Regions from separate parts of the Homo sapiens genome. Here region 1 is linked to region 2. A link is an interaction called in ENCODE POLR2A ChIA-PET data of the cell type or tissue named here. Cell type or tissue: GM12878. All regions are shown on one strand. Links, peaks and the distances in the headings refer to the core of each region. The heading gives the core; the rest is flanking DNA.

What was found. ChIA-PET counts read pairs that join two places held together with the same protein. Peaks named below come from ENCODE experiments on the same cell type or tissue, not always from the same donor. Only the 100,000 strongest peaks of a DNase experiment are listed, where the experiment ranks them.
Region 1: POLR2A ChIA-PET joins it to region 2 with 6 read pairs; 8 of 35 experiments call an interaction of 5 or more read pairs at or near these places.

The regions. Positions count from the first base shown.
Region 1 is chr17:78,692,753-78,698,125 of GRCh38, reverse strand. CYTH1 (cytohesin 1) reads left to right here. Exons shown (of 14, transcript NM_004762.6): 10 at 2,117-2,119. It also overlaps the pseudogene RNU6-638P. Among named protein-coding and RNA genes, the nearest start is that of SCAT1, 63 kb to the right of the region's middle. In GM12878, for the core only: no CTCF peak of the experiment used is centred there; a DNase peak (open chromatin) is centred at 2,743; H3K4me3 peaks cover 2,544 bases; H3K27ac peaks cover 4,836 bases.
Region 2 is chr17:78,766,490-78,771,862 of GRCh38, reverse strand. All of the region lies in intron 1 of CYTH1 (cytohesin 1), which reads left to right. Among named protein-coding and RNA genes, the nearest start is that of CYTH1, 13 kb to the left of the region's middle. RefSeq lists an enhancer at 2,772-2,941. In GM12878, for the core only: a CTCF peak has its summit at 2,516; no DNase peak of the experiment used is centred there; H3K4me3 peaks cover 1,811 bases; H3K27ac peaks cover 4,291 bases.

The sequences.
Region 1 (5,373 bases), core at 138-5,137, 74 kb after region 2:
TGCATGTTCACACACATTCATGGACACACACGCACCATGTAGGAAAGGGGGTGGCTTATAGAGGACTCCAGAGAGACTTTGGTATGAGTTCTGTTCTAACAAAGGTCGGCTTCCAAAAGGGAAGTGACTTCATAGTCATTGCCCCCATGGGACACAGAGACTACTGGGGACAGACTTACTCCACCATAAATATTGCCCACATGTGTCTGTGCTCCACATTTTTACCCTTGAATTGGTTGACCAGGTTTTGTTTCAAGGCAGTTCCCTGAGCACCTGGTCCGTTTGCCTTCCCTGTCCCCATAACCACTGGGAGGGTGGCCGACCTTGTCCATCTTTCTACTTCCCATCCCACAGATTTGTACCTGGCGCTCCTGCCCCCACCCCAGTGCATCGTCACTTCCTTCTGCATCTGGCTCCCCCACAGGCAGTGTGCATGGCAAGCCTAGAGCCCTTGGCTGCAGCTCAATCCACAGCACTCTTACTCATTCTTGGGCAGTGGTTTTTTTTTTTTCTTTTTTTTTTCCCCTCCTTTTCAATCTGAATCAGCCACATTAATTATTTTGTTCATTTAGAAAAGCTGAAAATGCATTTCTCTTCCCTTTGCCAGAAGTGATGAGCTTGTATTGCTGAGATTTGTGGTCATGCCTTGCCGTGAAGGTGACAGGGTAATCAATAGGAAAGACTTTAGTAGGGTTTTCATACACATTCATGTCCACATGTGTTTACTTTATTAATGGTTTCAGAACATAGAGCTCTAGACTCTCTGGACATAATGATGTCCTTTTTTTTTTTTTTTTTTTGGACACTAGCAGGGTACTTTCCTCTGTTGCCTTCTGCTTTAGCCTTTGATGAGTTGGGTTCTCACATTAGCAGGGGCTGTTCCGTCCTATACCAGCCCAACTGCTTGCCCCAGTGATTAGAAGTCAGTACTCTCTTGGTCATTACTGACACATCTGGGAAGGCTAAAATGGAATCCTTTATTTCTGACTAGGTCAGATAGCAGTAGACTTTATATTTCCTTTTAAAGTCATATCCCAAGTCCTTGTGCTTATACATAATGACTTAATTCATAAATTCCCCTTACAGCACCACTTCACCGATCAGTTTTAAATATCTCTTGAATTGGCCATCATTTTATATATCTTTAAGCCCCCAGAATCTTTGAAGTTAAGGCTCTAAAATTACTAACCCCATAGGCAGCCTTCCCTTCCACATTCCTATTGCCAAGTGGATGGAGTTGAAAGGAAACCTACTGGAAACGTTTAAAGTGTGTTCAAGTTTGGATTTACTTCCCCCTACAGCGAGATTTGTTTAAATGCTAATACTAAGTGTTAGCTTTGACAGCCCAGATACTAAAATTAGAACAGTACAAAGATTATCTTGGTTCTTAGACCAGGATGACATGCAAATTCATGAGGCATCTCGTATTTTAAAAAAGAGAAAATTTAACCAAGTGTGGGACTCAGTTTTAGCTCATTGCATTACTTTTTCTAAACCTCCATCAAATCCTTCTAGACTCTGAATATTGTGTTTTCATTGTAGCACACTTAGTATCACTCTTTGTGTTTATGTGCTGCAGAAGGCAGGGCTTCCAGCCGTCTGTAGCTGTGTGTATATGTCTGTGTATGCATATAGCCATAAGAATGTGTATTCTTGTGTATACACATCAGTACATGTGTACTCATGGGTATATGTGTGTGCATTCTTACACACACTTTAAAAAGTGACAGCCATCTCAAGAAAGACATTTAATTTTCCCTGAAATAACCTTAGCTTTCTTTGCTCTGATTCTGGATATACTAGTAAACATTGGCTTTGTAAAAGCCGATTTGTGGCATCTTTGGGGCCAGGTTTCCAGTAGTGCCTCAAATCTTGCCTTGATGAGGTGGAACGTGGCATGTAAGAGCCCCTCGTTCACGTGCCAGACAGTAGTGGGATCATTTGCCCGTTGAGTGTTTTTAGTTCAGCTCTCTCCCCAGGCAGGCATGAATGTGACTGATACATTGCACTTTAAGATTAAGGAATCGGGTTTAATTTCTTTGTTTTAATTTTCTTTTCTCCCTCATTTGTATGTTTCCATGATTTTGGCTCTCCTTTTCCTTGCCCCAAACTCCAGGAGGTATGTAACCCTCAGCCTGCTCGCTCGCTCTGCTAGGCCACTGTCATTACTGCAGCATTTTCTGATTTCGTTATTTTTGGTTATTTTGTTTTTTAATTGCCGGTGGTAGTGTTAATGCTGCTTCTAACTTATTGTACAGTCCCTAGGGAACTGGTCAGGATCAGGGGTTTGGAGCAATTTTCGTTTTTCTTTTTTGGAGGAGTATATGTTATATTCATTACTGAATGCAGTAATGCAAGAAAACATACTAAGAGTGGGTTTGTAAAAGCAGAGGAAGTTTCCATGACATTTTCACTTGGAATTATTGGCTAAGACATGCGCTATGTTTGATATTCAATTTGACGTCCATTAATCAGCCTGATTGAAAGTTAATCTCTGACGTGGGGAAGAGGAGAAAGAAGAGAAGGAAGTCTTTCTTTTTTCTTCTTTTTTCAAGCTGAGACTTACTCCAGAGAGAACAAAGTCTTGACTTCCCAAAGCTATGGAAAGCTTCTGATTTACCATGATGGAAAAGCAAACTAGGGAAAGAACTAAATTAGATGATACTTAAGACATTTGCCTTTGCACGAAAAGGGGAAATGGTATTTCCTAAACTCAAAATGATACCGAGTGAAGGTGAAAAAAACAAGTCCAAACCAAAAAACCCTCCCTGAAGTCCTCGTGTTTAGTTTCCTGGGGATCAGAGAAGGGTATTAACAGCCTCGGCTCTGTTGTTATGTTTTGTTTTGCTCCCTCGCTTTTTCAGCGAGTCCTCGTTAAAGCCCCGAATCGGTCTCCTGGTTATGGTTTTGGTGTCTCCTCTCCATTTGCTGGTTTTTTTGGGGAAACATATTTTCTTAGCCCAAGACCCCTCAGGTTTGTGCCTAAGCATTCCCTGAGCAGTAGCTACACTTAAAAAGAACAACCCCAAACACGCACAGTTACTGAGATGCTTCAGGGACTTGTCAGGTTGTTCTCAACTGTAGGGGAAGATGGCATCCGGCCTTGATGTCTCGGGGAGGTCACAGGAGGCCTGAGGAGCCGTGCAGTGGGAGGTGGTCCTGTGAGTTCCACAGGGACTGTCCTAGGCGCACATTGATCTGTCTGCTTGTTTCATGTCTGCTTTTCTTTCCACGTGGAAATGTTCCCCGTGGGCCCACAGTGATGCTTTATGGTAGAGGTCTCTGTAATGCAACAAATTGTCCAGGCATAATAACCAAGCTTTTGTAATCAGGCAGAGAATTTCTTCTGGCTTTGCTTTTTCTCCTTGATTTCTTTCCATCTTGTTTCTTTTAGCATCTGACTCGCTTTTTCCATGATCTCCTATGTCCGAAGGGTTCCCCGGGTAGTGTCCTGTGATGGAGCGCATGGGAGGTCAGCATGGGTTGATGTTCCCTTTGTGCCGAGCCTCCGTGGGCAACCAATGGCCCGCCAGGCTGGAAGACCAAAGTTCTCAGACTCTGAATTGGTGGAGGGGGTTCCTTTTTAAGAACAAATTGGCTTCAATCCTGAATATAGTCCTTGCCTTCTTTATCCTCCTTATTTAATTCTGCCCGGGCTTTCCTGTTTTCCACATGCATGTCATAGTATCCATTTATGGTTTTCTCTTAATTCATGCCATCTAACCTTTAGGGACCAGTGGCAAGGGCTCACATGAAACTTAGAAGTTACTGGAGGGAGAGTCTCAATTTGCTTGATATAGCACAGGATGGGCAGGTGGAGGGCACGTGCTTGCTTACAGCAAATTCCCTCGCATAACCTAGATCTGTGTCATTTGGAATCTTGGCAATTAATGATCAGTCACGTAAGCCCGCCTAGGGTTCAGCATCCAAGCAGGGTGCTAAAAACTGGCCTGAAAGTCCAGTGGTCCTTTTACTTGTCTGCCAGGACCTACGCTGGACATTTTCTTTTCATAACATTATTTGCATACTCCCCTTAGGTTTCTCTGGTGTGAGCATGCAGGCAGGTCCTGGCAGTTAGAATAATCCCTGTAAAACCATTCTCCTCTTTGCTCAGCTATTTGTGATGAGGGCAAGAGAGAAAGCATGATCGGAGGTATGAGATTTATGCCCCATGATCCTTGCTATTTAGGAAGATTGGAGAAGCGGTATTGTCTGTAGGTTAAGTCTTAGCAAAAGAGCAGGCACAAGAAGTGTTTCTAGAATGCCATGCATAGCTTCACAGGTCAAGGCCTTAGGGATAAGTTTTGAGTGGTTCATGTTCAGAAAATGTTCCCTTGATGGGAGAGAGGTGGAGGAAGAGAAAGCCTGTGGTCCCGATTTGACAGCAGGTGTAGCTTCATTCAGATAGGCTTGGGGAAATTTTTCCTTCCTTCATGTCTGTCTCAGCATAACTTCACGGCCCCAACCCCAACTTTTTTTTTTTTCTTTTTTTTTTCTTTTTTTTTGAGAGGGAGTCTCCCTGTGTCACCCAGGCGGGAGTGCAGTGGTGCAATCTTGGCTCACTGCAACCTCCACCTCCCAGTTCAAGTGACTCTCATGCTTCAGCCTCCTGAGTAGCTGGAACTATAGGCATGTGCCACCACCCCTGGCTAATTTTTATACTTTTAGTAGAGATGGGGATTCACCATGTTGGCCGGCTGGTCTTGAACTCCTGACCTCAAGCGACCCACCCACCTTGACCTCCCAGAGTGCTGGGATTATAGACGTGAGCCCCTGTGCCTAGCCATGACCCCAGTGTTTTGTGCTGAGAAATACTAAAAAGAACCAAGGGAGGCCCTTGCCAGCCTCCCAGCCACCACCGCCAGAGCTTGTTTTGCCATGGCTGTATTTGCCAGCTGTTTCTGTTATAAGCTCCAGGTGAGAAGCCCAGAACGGAAAAGGCTCCTGAGGCCACCTCTCAGTACGAGTTGATTCTTCCTTGATAGAGGAATTCTGCTTTGATTCTCACCCAGGACCCGGGAGATTTTGTTTTCAGGACACTAGCACATAAGGTTAAGAGCCAGTGTAGAAGCTCACTGTAATCATGAAGGTGAAGAAGAGAGTAGAACCATGGGGATTTACTTCGTGTTCCAGGGAAAGTGTGGATTTGAAGGCTCCCAGCATCTCCCCTCCTGCTTCCTCCTTCCTTCACTTCCAGTGAAACACTCCTTATGTGCCGGGCTGCTTGTCAGTAGCAGAGTAGCCTGCACTAGGTGCTGACCCTTCCCTCTTTTTCTGTTCTTTGGCAATTTCTACCACATAGGCTTTTTGCTGACTCTGGCAAATTTGCATTGTATGTCATTATTGCCCCGGGTTTTCTCGCCACAAACCCAT
Region 2 (5,373 bases), core at 180-5,179:
TTATGGTAGTGAGATGGTTATTAGCTGCTTTCTTTAGTGACTGAATTTTATAGTAAGGGCCAGGATAATACCTTCCTTATCCAAGTCTTTATATTTTCCACCTTTTCTTTTCTTTCTTTTTTTTTTTTTTTTTAAGATGGAATCTCGCTCTGTCACCAGGCTGGAGTGCAATGGCGCAATCTCAGCTCACTACAACCTCCAACTCCCTGGTTCAAGCAAATCTCCTGCCTCAGCCTCCCAAGTAGCTGGGATTACAGGTGCATGCCACCATGCCCAGCTAATTTTTGTATTTTTGTTAGAGACAGGGTTTCACCGTGTTGGCCAGGATGGTGTCTATCTCCTGACCTTGTGATCTGCCTGCCTCGGCCTCCCAAAGTGCTGGGATTACAGGTGTGAGCCACCGCACCTGGCCTTCTTTTTTCTTTGAGACAGTCTTGCTGTGTCGTCCAGGTTGGAGGGCAGTGGCGTGATCTTGGCTCACTGCAACCTCTGCCTCCTGGGTTCAGGCATTTCTCATGCTTCATCCACCTGAGTAGCTGGGATTATAGGCATGTGCCACTGTACCTGGCTTATTTTTACATTTTTATTTTATTTTATTTTTCAGACAGGGTCTTGCTCTATTGCCCAGGCTGGCATGCAATGGCATAATCTCAGCTCTCTTAACCTCTGCCTCCCAGGTTCAGGCAGTTTACCTGCCTCAGCCTCCTGAGTAGCTGGGATTACAGGCGGGCACCACCATGCCTGGCTAATTTTTGTATTTTTAGTAGAGATGGGATTTTGCCATGTTGGGCAGGCTGGTCCCAAACTCCTGGCCTCATGTGATCTGTCCACCTCGGCCTCCCAAAGTGCTGGGATTACCGATGTGAGCTACTGCGCCTGGCCAGTTTTTGTATTTTTAGGAGAGACGGTGTTTCACCATGTTGGCCATGCTGGTCTTGAACCCCTGAGCTCAAGGAATATGCCTGCCTTGGCCTCCCAAACTGCTGGGATTACAGGTATGAGCTCCCGCACTTGGCCATTTTCTACCTTTTCTTGAGTCTTCAAGGCTTCTATTTCAGAAGCGTGCCCTTACCTGGCATTGTTAAATCTATGTTGTAATTAGTAGTGTTAGGTATGAATGATGGAATTGGCTAAGGCTATTAAAAAAACCTATTTTCAGTCGGGCTCTGTGGCTCACACCTGTAATCCCAGGCCGAGGCAGGCGGATCACAAAGTCAAGAGATCGAGACCATCCTGGCCAACATGGTGAAACCCCATCTCTACTAAAAATATAAAAATTAGCCAGGCGTGATGGCGCACGCCTGTAGTCCCAGCTACTTGGGAGGCTGAACAAGGAGAATCGCTTGAACCCGGGAAGTGGAGATTGCAGTGAGCCGAGGTCACACCACTGCACTCCCGCCTGGGTGACAGAGTGAGGCTCCGTCTCAAACAAAACAAAACAAAACAAAACAAAAAAAACCCGCCTATTTTGTAGTAATATCACAGATTTCTTTGTTTTTTTTTTTTTCTTTTCTTTTCTTTTCTTTTTTTTTTTTTTGGAGATGGGAATTTTGCTCTTGTTGCCCAGGCTGGAGTGCAGTGGCACAATTTCGACTCACTGCATCCTCCACCTCCCGGGTCAAGCAATTATTCTGCCTCAGCCTCCCAAGTAGCTGGGATTACAGACACCCGCCACCATGCCTGGCTAATTTTTGTATTTTTCTTTTTTTTTTTTGAGACGAAGTCTTGCTGTGTCGTCAGGCTGGAGTGCAGTGGTGCGATCTCGGCTCACTGCAACCTCTGACTCCCTGGCTTAGGTGATTCTCCTGCCTCAGCTTCCCGAGTAACTAGGATTACAGGTACACGCCACCATGCCCAGCTCAGTTTTGTATGTTTAGTACAGACGGGGTTTCACCATGTTGGCCAGGATGGCGTCTATCTCCTGACCTCGTGATCCACCCACCTCGGCCTCCCAAAGTGCTGGGATTACAGGCATGAGCCACTGTGCCTGGCCAATTTTTGTATTTTTAGTAGAGACGGAGTTTCACTATGTTGGCCAGGCTGGTTTAGAACTCCGAACCTCAGGGGATCCACCTGCCTCGGCCTCCCAAAGTGTCAGAATTACAGGTGTGAGCCACTGCATCCGGCTCGCAGATTGGTTTCTATGAGTAGTTTGTAATGGTTTATTCAGTCAACAAGCATGAGTGATCATTTCATACCATGTAGTCCCTGTTGTCACCGATGCTTTGAGTCTAGAAGGAGGAGACAAACATGGCAGCAAGCTGTGAAGGAGCGTGTCACAGTAGATGTGGCAGGTGTGTGCATGAAAAATGTAGGTAAACCAAGGAGAGCAGTGCCAGTTCCACTGGCGCTGGGATGGCACTGGATTGGCCAGGGGAGAGTTTGTAGAGGAGCTGGCCCTTGGGCTGGATTGTGAAAGATGAGTTAGTGCCAAGTAGGAGAACATTGCAAAGAAGTATATATCAAAGCAAAGAGAATGAGAGGACAGGAGGTGTGAAGCAGTTTCGCCACTTGGGGAGCTACAAATGGTTCTTTGTGCCTGGAGAGTAGGCTGTGAGCAGAGGGAGGAGGCCAGAGGCAGGGTTAGAGAAATGGGGGACAGTTATGGGGGGCTTCAGTATGTGTTGTTACACAGGACTTATTCTGTGGGACACGGAGCTATGAGAGGGTTTAAACCAGGGATATTTTATGCTGATTATTTTGCTTTTTTTTTTTTTGAGACATAGTCTTGCTCTGTTGCCTAGGCTGGAGTGCAGTGGCGTGATGTCAGCTCACTGCAACTTCTGCCTCCTGGGTTCAAGTGATTCTCGTGCCTCAGCCTCCTGAGTAGCTGTGATTACAGGCATGTGCCACCACACCTGGCTAGTTTTTGTATTTTTAGTAGAGACTGGGTTTTGCCATGTTGGCCAGGCTGGTCTTGATCTCCTGGCCTCAAGTGATTTGCCAACCTCCATCTCCCAAGGTGCTGGTGTGAGGCACTGCGCCCGTTCTTTTTTTTATTTTTATTTTTTATTTTTGCCAAGAGGGGGAAGGGAGAGAGAAAGGAAGCAGGTGGAGGCAAGGAGAGGGAGAAGCAGAGCATTCTGTTGCATTTTAGAAAGATTCTTCTGACTTAGTGTGGCTCAGATTGGCAGTGGAGAGACCCTTAAGGAATTTTTGGAGATAGGTGAGCTAGGTGATGAGGGCTTGAATTCAGGCTGTGGGAGTAGGAGGTAGGAGAGAAAAAATACAGGACCAGTGAAGGACATGAAATTGATGGATTTGGTTGCCAGTGTTTGGGAGGGACATAGCATTGAAAGGAGATGAAAGAGACAGGGTGACGAAGGTGAGCACCAGGTTTCTGTCTTTGGATGACTGCTTGGAGAGTTTCCATACTGAGAATAGGACTTCGGTTTTGGACGTAATCTCTGGAGTTTTGTGGTACTTGTACAGTGTCCACTTTGAGAGACCCATTTAAATAGTTGAATTTGAACCTGCAACTCCAGAGATGATCAACGCAGGAGTGGGAGTGGAACCCAGGGAGTGGGTGATGCCACGGGCTGATTGAGGAGTCCAAGGATGTCGTCTTGGAATACCACCACTGAAGGGCTGGGTAGAGGAAGAGATCTGAAAGGGAAACTTTGAAGGCAAATGTATATAACTCTTCAGGTAACTAGATGGTAAATGGAAAGAGAGAGAGGGCAGGAGCTGGAAGTTGCAGAGTGGAGAGCTTTTTGTATTTTTCTGGGGGATATTAAGAGTATTTATAGACTCCTTTTTATACCTTTGGACAATGATTCCGAGCCAGTCTTGAATGAAAACATTCATATGTGATGTGTTGTAAACCTCCAGGACGATCGGTCTCACATTTCATTTTGTCTGTTCTGGCTTCTGTACACAGCAGCTGCAGACTATATGTGTTTTTGAAACCTGTTTAACTTCCTTTCTTTTGTGTTCTCTAATTCTCTGAAATATTATTTCCAACAGCCCTAAGATTGAAATTAAGAGAACGTTTGAATCTTAGCTGCATTCTGGCATTTTCAAGTGCTTCCTGCACATTTCCCCTTGGATATCCCATCATTGTCCAAGATTCAGCATGTCCGAGACTTGCTCCTGGCCCTTTCATTCTGGTGTTACCTCTAGACCTCTCTAATTTTTAAACTTTTATCACCATTCACTTATCACTGCAATCATTATGGCTTGAAAAAAACACTGGATTCTTTTTCTTGCCATTTAAATTGTTTCCCATCTATCCAACCATCCGTTTGTTCATCTATTCAACCATCCGTTTATTCATCTATTCAACCATCCATTTGTTCATCTATTCATCCATTTGTTCATCTATTCATCCGTTTGTTCAGACTTTTTAAATTCTTTGTGTCAGGGTATTTGCTTTATGCTCAGGCTGTGAAGAATTTTAAGATATAGGCCCTGCTTTCCAGAAGCTCACAGTGTAGGGCGGTTCACGTGGAAATTTGCTATGGTGGAAATACCAACAAATGCTATGGGAGCCTGGGGACTTTCAGCTTTCACTGTGTTCTGAGTGAGATGTACTTTAAAAAAAATGGTTTTAAAAAATTTAGACATGGGGATTCACTATGTTGATCAGGCTGGTCTTGAATTCCTGGCCTCAAGCAGTCTTCCCATCTCGGACTCCCAAAGTGCTGGGATTACAGGCGTGAGACACCATGCCCGGCTGAGACGTACTTTTGAGCAAACCCAACAGGCAGTTACCTACTGGGATGAAGTGAGATGGGAACATGCCAGAGTAGGTGTCACTGCTCTAGCTGTTCCCACACTAGCAGTTAACTGCTTGCTGCACATGAAGTTCATTGCTGAACATTTTTCGTAAGTTCTCATTGAACCCTCACAGTTACCCTGTGGGTGGCAACAAATACTGTACTGATTTTATAGGTGAGGAAATGGAGAAGTAGAGAGATTCTAAAGGGACATAGCTGCTGAGTGGTTGAGCTGGCACCACAAGCTAGATTTCTCAGGCTCCATGCACAGGCCATGCTTTGAATGGGCTTTTTCTATACTGGCTGCTCATTCACACCCCCCTCTTCATTTTTATGTCTTGTACTTTTACATACCTTATATGCTATTTATGTCTTTTCATTGTTTTTTCTTTTTCTCAGACCTCTCAGAGATGAATTTATGTACTTTCTAAACGTTCTTTCTTCTGGGAGTGGATACAGAGTTTTGTATCTTGATATAGTTTGGACAGAGTTTTGGTTAAACCTGTGTTGCTGGTTATTAAACACATTTACATTGAAAGAGCCATTGTTAATCTTAGGGTTGAAATTTGAGGAGTTTGTAGGATCATGCAGTAAAGGCAGTATCTTTTTCCTTAATCCCCCGGGTAGCATTTAGTTTAGGGGCTGCTGTTTCCTT